Linked DNA regions of Homo sapiens: region 2 is linked to region 1. The links are chromatin contacts, found by Hi-C in ENCODE. All regions are on one chromosome and are shown on one strand. Each heading gives the region's core, a stretch centred on a gene start or an enhancer-like site at or near the end of the contact. The rest is flanking DNA. Distances are from core to core; before and after follow the strand shown. Region 1 holds the start of KRTAP5-2 (keratin associated protein 5-2). Region 2 holds the start of KRTAP5-7 (keratin associated protein 5-7).

Evidence for each region. Hi-C counts contacts between places; a loop is a spot of excess contacts on that map.
Region 2: a loop to region 1 is called in a map of IMR-90, with 90 times the contacts of the local background. The contact joins the promoter of KRTAP5-7 here to the promoter of KRTAP5-2 in region 1. A Hi-C loop is called at or near these places in 3 of 168 maps with a recorded cell type or tissue (HAP-1, IMR-90 and gastrocnemius medialis).

Annotation. Positions count from the first base shown.
Region 1 is chr11:1,594,451-1,599,951 of GRCh38, reverse strand. It overlaps KRTAP5-2 (keratin associated protein 5-2), which reads left to right and starts at 1,658. Exons shown (of 1, transcript NM_001004325.2): 1 at 1,658-2,775. The coding sequence starts at 1,702. The coding sequence ends at 2,235. KRTAP5-AS1 (KRTAP5-1/KRTAP5-2 antisense RNA 1) reads right to left here. Exons shown (of 2, transcript NR_021489.2): 2 at 768-2,704. RefSeq lists enhancers at 1,882-2,455, 3,030-3,603.
Region 2 is chr11:71,523,934-71,528,936 of GRCh38, reverse strand. KRTAP5-7 (keratin associated protein 5-7) reads right to left here and starts at 1,670. Exons shown (of 1, transcript NM_001012503.2): 1 at 268-1,670. The coding sequence starts at 1,636. The coding sequence ends at 1,139. RefSeq lists enhancers at 781-1,280, 1,281-1,782.

The sequences.
Region 1 (5,501 bases), core at 409-2,908:
TCTAGAGTATATAAAGAACTTTTTCTTCAACTTTTATTTTAGAATCAGGCAGTACATGTGCAGGTTTTTCACATGGGTATATTGTGTGATGCTGAGGTTTGGAGTATGAATGAATCCATCACCAAAATAGTGACTGTGGTACCCAGTAGTTTTTCAGTCCTTGCCCCCTTGCTCTCTCCTCTTGTTCCCCAGTATTCAGCCTTTGCCCCCTCCCTCCCTTCCTCCCTCCTCTTGTTCCCCAGTGTCTATGGTTTTCATCTTTATGTCCATGTGGACTCAAAGTTTAGCTCTCACTTATAAGTGAGAATATGTGGTATTTGGTTTTCTGCTTCTGCATTAGTTCCCTTAGGATAACGGCCTCCAGCTTCATCCATACTGCTGCAAAAGATATGACTTCGTTCTTTTTTGCAGCTGTGTAGTATTCCATGGTGTATATGTACCACATTTTCTTTATCCAATCCACCATTGATGGGCACCTGGGTTGATTCCACATCTTTGCTTTTGTGAATAGCACTGCAATTAACATATGGATGCATGTGTCTTTTTGGTAGATTGATTTATTTTCCTTTGGGTATATACCCAATCATGAGATTGCTGGGTCAAATAGTAGTTCAATTCTTAGCTCTTTGAGAAATCTCCAAACTGCTCTCCGTGGTGGCTGAATTCATTTACATTCCCACCGACAGTGTACAAGTGTTCCCTTCTCTCTCAAGCTTTGCCAGCATCTGATTTTAGGTTTTTTTGTTTTGTTTTGTTTTTTACTTTTTATCAAAAGCCATTCTGACTGATATGAGATGGTATCTCGTGGTGGTTTCGATTTACATTCCCCGAATAGTTAGTGATGTGGAGCATTTTTTCATATAGTTGTTGGCCAGTGTTGAAGGAGGGGCCTGCAGGGAGGTGTCTGGGTCATGGGGGTGGATCCCTCATGAGTGACTTAGTGCCACCCCCTTGGCGATGAGTGTGTTCACTCAGATCTGGTTGTTCACAAGTGTGTGGCTCCTCCTCACCCCTTGCTCCCACTCTCACCATGTGGTGTGCCTGTTCCTGCTTCGCCTTCCACCGTGAGGAAAACTCCCTGAGGGCCTCCCCAGAAGCTGAGCAGAGGTGGGTGCCATGCTTGTGCAGCCTGCAGAACCATGAGCCATTCTAACCTCTTTCCTTTATAAATTACCCAGCCTCAAGTATTTCTTTAGAGCAATGCAAAGAATGGTCTAACACACCCGGAAAGCTGAGACTGGCATGAGTATAAAGATCGTGGATAATTTTGAAATCTAAAAATGTAAAATTAATATTATTGAGGGAGTCAACACAGGAAAGATGAGAGCACGTGGGCAGAGGCTGTTGCCCATTGGTCACATGTGGTCAGCAGAGAGCAGGTGACCAGCACCCTGGAGCTTTGCAGGAAGAACCAGACAGCCTGGAGCTGAGGTTTTAATTGTAGGGGCCAAAACAAATGGGGAAAAAGACAAATTTAGAAAACAAAGAAAGTAGATGCTCAACTGAGCCAGAAGGAAGTCACTAGCAAAGAGGAAAAAAATAGAGCTCTGGAAAAATAGTGTAAACAGTCACAAGAAAGGGACCCTGTGTCATGCCTGACATCTGGACAGGTATATAAAGAGCCCAGGCTCAGGGAGCTCCACACCTGCACCTCCCTCTCACCTGCTCCTCTACCTGCTCCACCCTCAATCCACCAGAACCATGGGCTGCTGTGGCTGCTCCAGAGGCTGTGGCTCCGGCTGTGGGGGCTGTGGCTCCAGCTGTGGGGGTTGTGGCTCTGGCTGTGGGGGCTGTGGCTCCGGCCGTGGGGGCTGTGGCTCTGGCTGTGGGGGCTGCAGCTCCAGCTGTGGGGGATGTGGCTCCAGATGTTATGTGCCTGTCTGCTGCTGCAAGCCCGTGTGCTCCTGGGTGCCAGCCTGTTCCTGCACCAGCTGTGGCTCCTGTGGGGGCTCCAAGGGGGGCTGTGGCTCCTGTGGGGGCTCCAAGGGGGGCTGTGGCTCCTGTGGGGGTTCCAAGGGGGGCTGTGGTTCTTGTGGCTGCTCCCAGTCCAGCTGTTGTAAGCCCTGTTGCTGCTCCTCAGGCTGTGGATCATCCTGCTGCCAGTCCAGCTGCTGCAAGCCCTGCTGCTGCCAGTCCAGCTGCTGTGTCCCCGTGTGCTGCCAGTCCAGCTGCTGCAAGCCCTGTTGCTGCCAGTCCAACTGTTGTGTCCCTGTGTGCTGCCAGTGTAAGATCTGAGGCTCTGGACCCAGACCTTCAGGTTTCTCCTGTTTGGTGAAAGCATTTCTTATGGTTCCCTGAGTCAGTTCGTCCCACACATCCTCCCTGAGGCACCTGCACCTGCTCTAGCTCACCATCCATGCACACACCTCCTTCCATGGCTCAGCTCTCCTCTGGGCCCTGCCTTCAGCCTCCTCACTCCAGAAACGTGTGTTTCCCTGATGCGGGAGGTGTCCTCGCCTGGACGCAGGCACCCAGCCGACTGCCACGATGTTCCCTGCACTTGGGTGTGGACCATCTTCTTCTTCTCCCTGGGCTGACTGAGATGCAAGGTCTGACCCCACAAGGCCAGGCCGACGTTTCTGAGTGATCACTAAGAACCAGCTTCTCAACCACCATCAGGACCCTGGATCCTCCTGGGCCGCTGCCTGTTCTCCTGTGGCCCAAGTGTGACCAGGAAGGTCTCTTTCCTTCCTGTTGTCTCCATCTGTTTAAAAAAAAATAACAAAATAATGAATGAATTTCCTTGCAATAAAGCCTCTCATGTCTGTAAATCAACTGTATACTTGGTGCAATTCTGTCCAACCCCTTTCCTGTGCGGTGACCGATTCTGTGTTCTGATCTGTCAGCTAAGCTGGGAAACGCCTGCCAGCAGGCCTGGTACATTCACAAAAAAGCCTGCCATTCCCTTCTGTCCTCCTCTCGGCCTCAAATATCTTCACAGTCTCTGCTTGCAGGAGAAGAGGGCTCAGCCCGGGGAGGATTCGGCATTCAATGCCCGCCCTAGAGGCGCAGAGGGGCAGGCGGGCCCTGAGTCCTGACGACCAGCCAAGCAGGGCCTTGCACAAGACCCATGGCTTCCAGCTTCCCGCTCTCCTCTGGGGCCTCGGAAGGACCCCAGGCAGGGCAAGGTCGGAGGAGGGAGGAGTGAAGCACCGCTGAGCTCCAGCGCGGTCTGATTCAAACACTCAATTAGCCTTTTACAATCATGAGGTCAACGGCTTTCCATAACTAAAGGTAACCAGGAAGTTACAGAATGGCCCAAGGTGTCCTCGGAGCTCAGTCTCCCGGCAGGAAAGGGGAGTTCCTGGGAAATGACACATTTGGGGACCCTGAGCCAAGTCCATCTGTTTCATGGTGACGTGCCACCACGCTGAGCCTGTTCTCTGACCAGTGTCACAGGCAAGGCTTTAGAAATCACGCACTGGGGAGGAGGGGACGAGAGTGATCTGAGGATGATCTCCAGACAAGCGAACCTGGAGGGAAAAGGTGGAGGGAAGAGAGCACACAGGGAGCGCTGGTGAGAAATGAGCTCCCACAGAACACCCACAGATCTAAGCGACTGCTGATAATGCCAGGGAAGAGCAGAGTGGGAATTTCCAGGACAAATTTCTGAGAGAAAAGAGATGCAATGTAAGGAAAAATGAAATAATCTAGAAATAAAGGCTTAGATTAATTCAGCCACTTTTAGGAGAGGGAATAAAAGTGTGTCAAAGGTGCATCTTGCTAGGGGACATGGCTATCGTTAGTTTCACGACGTTAAAAGGAAATGCTGCTTAAGACAGTTTACTCAAAAATCCAAACTGGGAAACTCCAGAAGGTGGCAGCAGACATGAACGCAGAGTTCATTACATTTGGGCCCTGTACATTCCCACAGCCCACAGGACACCGAGCAACTCGGTAACAAAACCAAAAATGCATGCTGGAGACTTATAACAAAACCAGGTAAGCCAGGCATGGTAGCGCAAACCTGCAGCCCCAGCTACTTGGGAGACTGAGGCAGGAGGATGGCTTGAGCCTAGGAGTCTGAGGCTGCAGTGAGCTGTGATCGCACCACTGAACTCCAGCCTGGGCAATATAAAGTGAGATGGTGTCTTAAGAAAAAGCAGGTGAACCTAAAAGTACAAGAAGGTGGGGATAAATTTCCAAGAGCCACAGTCCCCCAGGGTTTCAGTGTCTGTGCAGGAGAAAGCGAAGAAACATCTAACAGAGACGAAAACAGGGGAACCTCAAAAGAGCCAACAGGTGTGTGCTGGAAAAGCGCAGCATGAATTTTGGATTTGGCTCCTGAAATGGGGAAGGTTTTCCTCCCTCTAGTGGTGAGTGGGTGCAAGGGCCCTCGGTAAGTCCCTAGAGGCAATGGAAGAAAGCTAGGAAGCCTGCCGTGAAACAGATCACAGTGGTAGCCTACTGTTTCCAAAGGAGCTAATGAACAATGAAAGGAAATGATACCAGACATAAATAAGGCCGGGCGCGGTGGCTCACACCTGTAATCCCAGCACTTTGGGAGGTGAGGCAGGAGGATCACTTGAGGCCAGGAGTTCAAAACCAGCCTGGGCAACATAGTGAGACCCCCACCTCTACAAAACATTTTAAAAACTAAGTGGGTATGGTGGTGTGTGTCTTTAATCCCAGCTGCTAGGGAAGTTGAGGCGGGAGGATTGCTTGAGCCTAGGAGGTTGAGGCTGCAGTGAGCTATGATCCTGCCACTGCACTCCAGCCTGGGCAACAGAGTGAAACCCCATCTCAAAAAAAGAGACATAAATGAACAACAAAAGTCATAAATAGAAGAATTGCTAAATGAGGGGACATCACTTAAGAGAAAATTAGAGTTAAAAGAAATCACTCTAGAAATAAAGTCTAAAGTGGGACAAACGTATGAGTAAAAAAGTACAATAAATTTTAAAAACCAAAAAGAAATGAAGAACTAAAAAGGATTCAAGAGACAATGACAAAAATTGAAAAGAAGCAAAGAAGATCCAAGACTCCTAACCAAAGTCATGTATGACAGTCAAACAATTACATAAAAAACTAGAATAAAAAAGCACTAATCAAAAAGAACAGAAGAGAAAAAGAAATATAGATCAGGTGATGCAATAGAAAATTCAGACTAAGAACATAGGTTTTAAACCCAAATATTTCAGTAATTATTTCACAAGTAAATGGACAAAATGCTCTAGTTTACATATAAAGATTGCTAGACAAGTTTTCTTAAAAAATGTATAACTAGATGTAAAGTCAAAAGTTGCATCTAAAACATAAGGATTCAAAAATGTAAAAAAAAAAAAAGAAGGGGGGGTAGAAAAAGACATAACATGCAAAGCAAGCTATACTAATAGTAGGCAAAATAAAAACAAAGGCCTGGCTGGGTGCAGTGGCTCACACCTGTAATCCCAGCACTTTGGGAGTCTGAGGCGCACAGATCACCTGAGGTCGGAAGTTTGAGACCAGCCTGACCAACGTGGTGAAACCCAATCTCTACTAAAACTAACAAAAAAAATAGC
Region 2 (5,003 bases), core at 421-2,920, about 70 Mb before region 1:
GACCTCGACTCATCACAACCTCCCCCTCCCAGGTTGAAGCCATTCTCCTCCCTCAGCCTCCGAAGTAGCCAGGATTACAGACACGTGCCACCACACTCAGCTAATTTTTATATTTTTAGTAGAGACAGGGTTTCACCATGTTGGCCAGTCAGGTCGCAAACTCCTAACCTCAAGTGATCCGCCTGCCTCGGCCTCCCAAAGTGCTGGGATTATAGGCGTGAGCCACTACGCCCGGCCCTTTCAAAATTCTTAAAAAGCAATATTGGCTTGGTGCTAGGAGTGTTTATTTACAGAGGCAACAGGCTGTGTAACAACAAAGACAATCAGAGTAAGTTGGTTACAAAAACTTCCCAAAGGAAGATGGCAGAGGCCTGGACCAGGGAAAGGAGGCAAGTCTGAACTCCCCAGAGTTTTCAGCAGCCTCTTCTGCTTCTGTGGCCCTGGCCTGAGGAACAGTCCTGTCTCCATCAGATCAATAGCTGGAAAGACCTAGGAAGAGAGGGGTTCTGAGAAAAGAGGGGTCAGCCAGGAAGGAGATGAGAGGCAGAGGAGACAGCCAGCCCCATCCTAGCACCTTCCAGCAACATCAGCATCAGACCCACGCAGTCCGAAACACAACAAGAACAAGAAAACAATAGCCATAGCCATAGTAATGACCCCGAACAACAGAGAAATCAGCAAGATATGTGTTTCAGTTTGTCGGCATGGTATTTTTATTAGTTTGCAACTTTTCATTTAAGATAAAGCAGAGTGTTGGACAGGCAAAGCCACTCCAAGGAAGCCTCTTAAACGCCCACCTTGTTGCAGGTGGGACACTCATGCCCAGCTGCTCCAGCTGGAAAAGACAGGACTTCAAGTGGGTTCAGGAGCTCAGGCCTCTGAATACACAAGCAAAGGCAAGGCTAGCGGGTGAGGGGTGATTCAGCCGCAGTTGCAGTTGACTTGGGAAGAGAATTTGTTAGGAGGGAATGGACATTAATTAGGGTGGACTCTCCTTAGGAAAAGGCAGGCAGATATGGCTTCATCTTATAGTGAGGAATGGACCCTGAGCAGTGGTTTGGGGCTCAACGATGAAGGACAGGTCACAGCTTCGGAAAATGGGGTTAGCAGGACTCACATGAGACCTGAGTCCAGAGCCTCAGATCTTACACTGGCAGCACACGGGGACACAGCAGCTAGACTGGGAGCAGCAGGGATTGCAGCAACTGGACTGGCAGCAGGATGACCCACAGCCTGAGGAACAGCAGCAGGGCTTACAGCAGCTGGACTGGCAGCAGCAGGGCTTACAGCAGCTGGACTGGCAGCAGGATGACCCACAGCCTGAGGAGCAGCAGCAGGGCTTATAGCAGCTGCACTGGGAGCAGCCACAAGAACCACAGCCCCCCTTAGAACCCCCACAAGAGCCACAGCCCCCCTTGGAGCCCCCACAGGAGCCACAGCCTCCCTTGGAGCCCCCACAGGAGCCACAGCTGGAGCAGGAACAGGCTGGCACACAGCAGCACACGGGCTTGCAGCAGCAGACGGGCACACAGCAGCTGGAGCCACATCCCCCACAGCCAGAGCCACAGCCCCCACAGCCGGAGCCACAGCCCCCACAGCCGGAGCCACAGCCTTCGGAACAGCCACAGCAGCCCATGGTTCTGGTGGATTGAGGGTGGAGCAGGTAGAGGAGCAGGTGAGAGGGAGGTGCAGGTGTGGAGCCCCCTGAGCCCGGGCTCTTTATATACCTGTCCAGAGGTCAGGCACAATACAGGGTCGCTTCCTTGTGACTGTTTACGCTATTTTTCCAGAGCTCTATTTTTTTTCCTCTTTGCTAGTGACTTCCTCCTGGCTCAGTTGAGCATCTACTTTCTTTGTTTACTAAATTTGTCTTTTTCCCTATTTGTTTTGGCCCCTACAATTGAAACCTCAGCTCCAGGCTGTCTGGTGCTTCCCGCAAAGCTCCAGGGTGCTGGTCACCTGCTCTCTGCTGACCACATGTGACCAATGGGCAACAGCCTTTGCCCACGTGCTCTCATCTTTCCTGTGTTGACTCCCCCAGGAATATTAATTTCACATTTTTAGATTTCAAAATTATCCATGGTCTTTATATTTTACTCATGCCATTCTCAGTTTTGCATTGCTCTAAAGAAATACTTGAAGCTGGGTAATTTATAAAGGAAAGGTTAGAATGGCTCATGGTTCTGCAGGCTGCACAAGCATGGCACCCACCTCTGCTCAGCTTCTGGGCAGGCCCTCAGGGAGCTTTTCCTCATGGTGGAAGGTGAAGCAGGAGCAGGCTCACCACATCGTGAGAGTGGGAGCAAGGGGTGAGGAGGGGCCACACACTTGCGAACAACCAGATCTGAGTGAACACACTCATCACCAAGGAGATGGCGCTAAGCCAGTCATGAGGGATCCGCCCCCATGACCTAAACACCTCCTTGCAGGCCCCTCCTTCAACACTGGGGATTACATTTCGACAAGAGATTTGGAGGGGACATCCCAACTGTATCATTATCCCCTTGACCCCTCAAATCTCATGTCCTTACATTGCAGAATAGAATCATCTCTTCCCAACAGTCCTCTCAATGTCTTGACTCATTCCAACATCAAGTCCAAAGTCCCAAGTCCAAGTCCCTTCCACCAATGAACTTGTGAAAATCAAAACACATTATTTACTTTGAAGATACATGAGGGTGGAGGCATTGGGTAAACATTCCCATTCCAAAAGGGAGAAATCAGCCCAAAGGAAGGGGCTACAGACCCCATGCATGTCTGAAATCCAGCAGGGCAGCCATTAAATCTTAAAGCTCCAAAATAATGTCCTTGGACTCCCAGTCCCACATCCAGGGTACACTGGAGTGAGGGGTGGGCTCCTAAGGCCTTGGGGAACTCCACCCTTGTGGCTTTGCAAGGTTCGCACCCTGCAGCTGCTCTCATGGGTTGGAGTTGTGTGCCTGCAGCTTCTCCATGCTCAAGATGTAAGCTGCCAGTGGCTCTACCATTCTGGGGCCTGGAGGATGGTGTCCTCCTCCCCACAGCTCAATTAAGCAATGCCCCAGTGGGGACTCTGTGTGGGCCTCCTACTCCACATTTCCCCTCTACACTGCCCTAGTATATATCCTCTGTGCGGGCTCTGCCCCTGCAGCAGGCTTCTGCCTGAGTGCCCAGGCTTTCTCATAAATCCTCTGCAATCTAGGTAGAGGATCCCAAGCCTCCTTCACTCTTGTATTCTACGCACCTACAGGCTTAACACCACATGGGAGCTACCAAGGCTTATGGCTTGCACCCTCTGAAGCCAGAGTTACATTTGGGGTCTTTTGAGCTGAGGCTGGAGCTGGAGTAGCCTATGTGTGGGGAGCAGTGCTCCAAGGCTATGCAGGGCAGTGAGGGCCTGGGGTGAGCCCCTGAAACCATGGTGTCCTCCTAGACCTCTAGGTCAGTGATGAGAGGGGCTGTCTCAAACACTTTTGAAATGCATTTGAAGTCTTTTCCAATTGTGTTGGCTATTAGCACTTGGGTTTTTTTGTTTGTTTTTTGAGTCATGCTAATATCTCTAGCAGGTGGTTGCTCTATAGCCTGCTTGGATTCCTCTCCTGATAATGCTTTTTCATTCTCTGCCACATGGCCATGCTGCAAAGTTTCCAAACTTTTACACTTTGATTCCCTTTTAAATATAAATTCCAACTTTAATTCATTTATGTGCTCTTGCATGTGAGAATACGATGTTAGATTCAGTCAGGCCACAGCTTGAATGTTTGCTGCTTAGAAATTTCTTCCACTAGATATCCTAAGTCATCACTCCTAAGTAGAAATTTTCAGAGCCCCCTAGGGCATGAAGCACAATATGGTCAAGCTCTCTGCCAAGGTGTAACACAAGTGATCTTTGTTTTAGTTTTCAGTAAGTTCCTCATTTCCATCTGAGACCTCATCAGGCTGGACTTCATTGTTCTTATCACTTTAATTATTTTGGACACAACCATTTAACCAGTCTCAAAGGAGTTCCCACCTTTTCCTCATCTTTCTGTCTTCTTCTGAGCCCTCCAAAAATCTTCCAATCTCTGGCCATTACCCAGTTCCAAAGTCACCTCCACATTTTCAGGTGACTTTATAGCAACATACCATTCCTGGTACAGTTTTCTGTATTTTTTGTGTTGCCATAAAGAAATATCTGAGGCTGGGTAATTTATAAATAAAAAAGGTTTAATTGGCTCCTGGTTCTGCTAGTTGTACAAGCATGGCACCGACATCTGCTCAGCTTCTGGTGAGGCCCTCAGGGAGCTTTTATTCATGGTAGAAGGCAAAGCAGGAGCAGGCATGCCACATGGTGACAGCTGAGAAAGAGAGAGCTGGTGGAGGGACAGAGGCCACACATTTTTTTTTTGAGATGGAGTTTTGCTCTTGTTACTCAGGCTGGAGTACAATGGCATGATCTCGGCTCACCGCAACCTCCGCTTCCCAGGTTCAAGTGATTCTCCTGCCTCAGCCTCCCGAATAGCTGGGAGTACAGGCATGCACCACCACACCTGGCTAATTTTGTATTTTTAGTAGAGACAGGGTTTCTCCCTGTTGGTCAGGCTGGTCTCGAACTCCTGACCTCAGGTGATCTGCCCACCTCAGCCTCCCAAAGTGTTGAGATGACATGCATGAGCCACCATGCCTGGTCAGTGCCACATATTTTTAAACAACCAGATCTTGCTCGAACTTATTCATCACCAAGGAGATGGTGCTAAACCATTCATGAAAAATCTACACCCATGATCCAAACACCTCCCAGCAGGCCCCACCAACATAAGATTTGGAGGAAGCATGCAAACTATATTACTGGGGATCACTTTTTTTTTTTTAGATGAAGTCTTCCTCTGTCACCTGGGCTGGATTGCAGTGACGTGACCACAGCTTACTGCACCTTCAAACTTCTGGGCTTAAGGAATCTTCCCGCCTTGGCCTCCTAGGTAGCTGGGAATATAGGCATGTATCACCATACCCAGCTAACTTTTAAACTTTTTGTAGAGATGGGG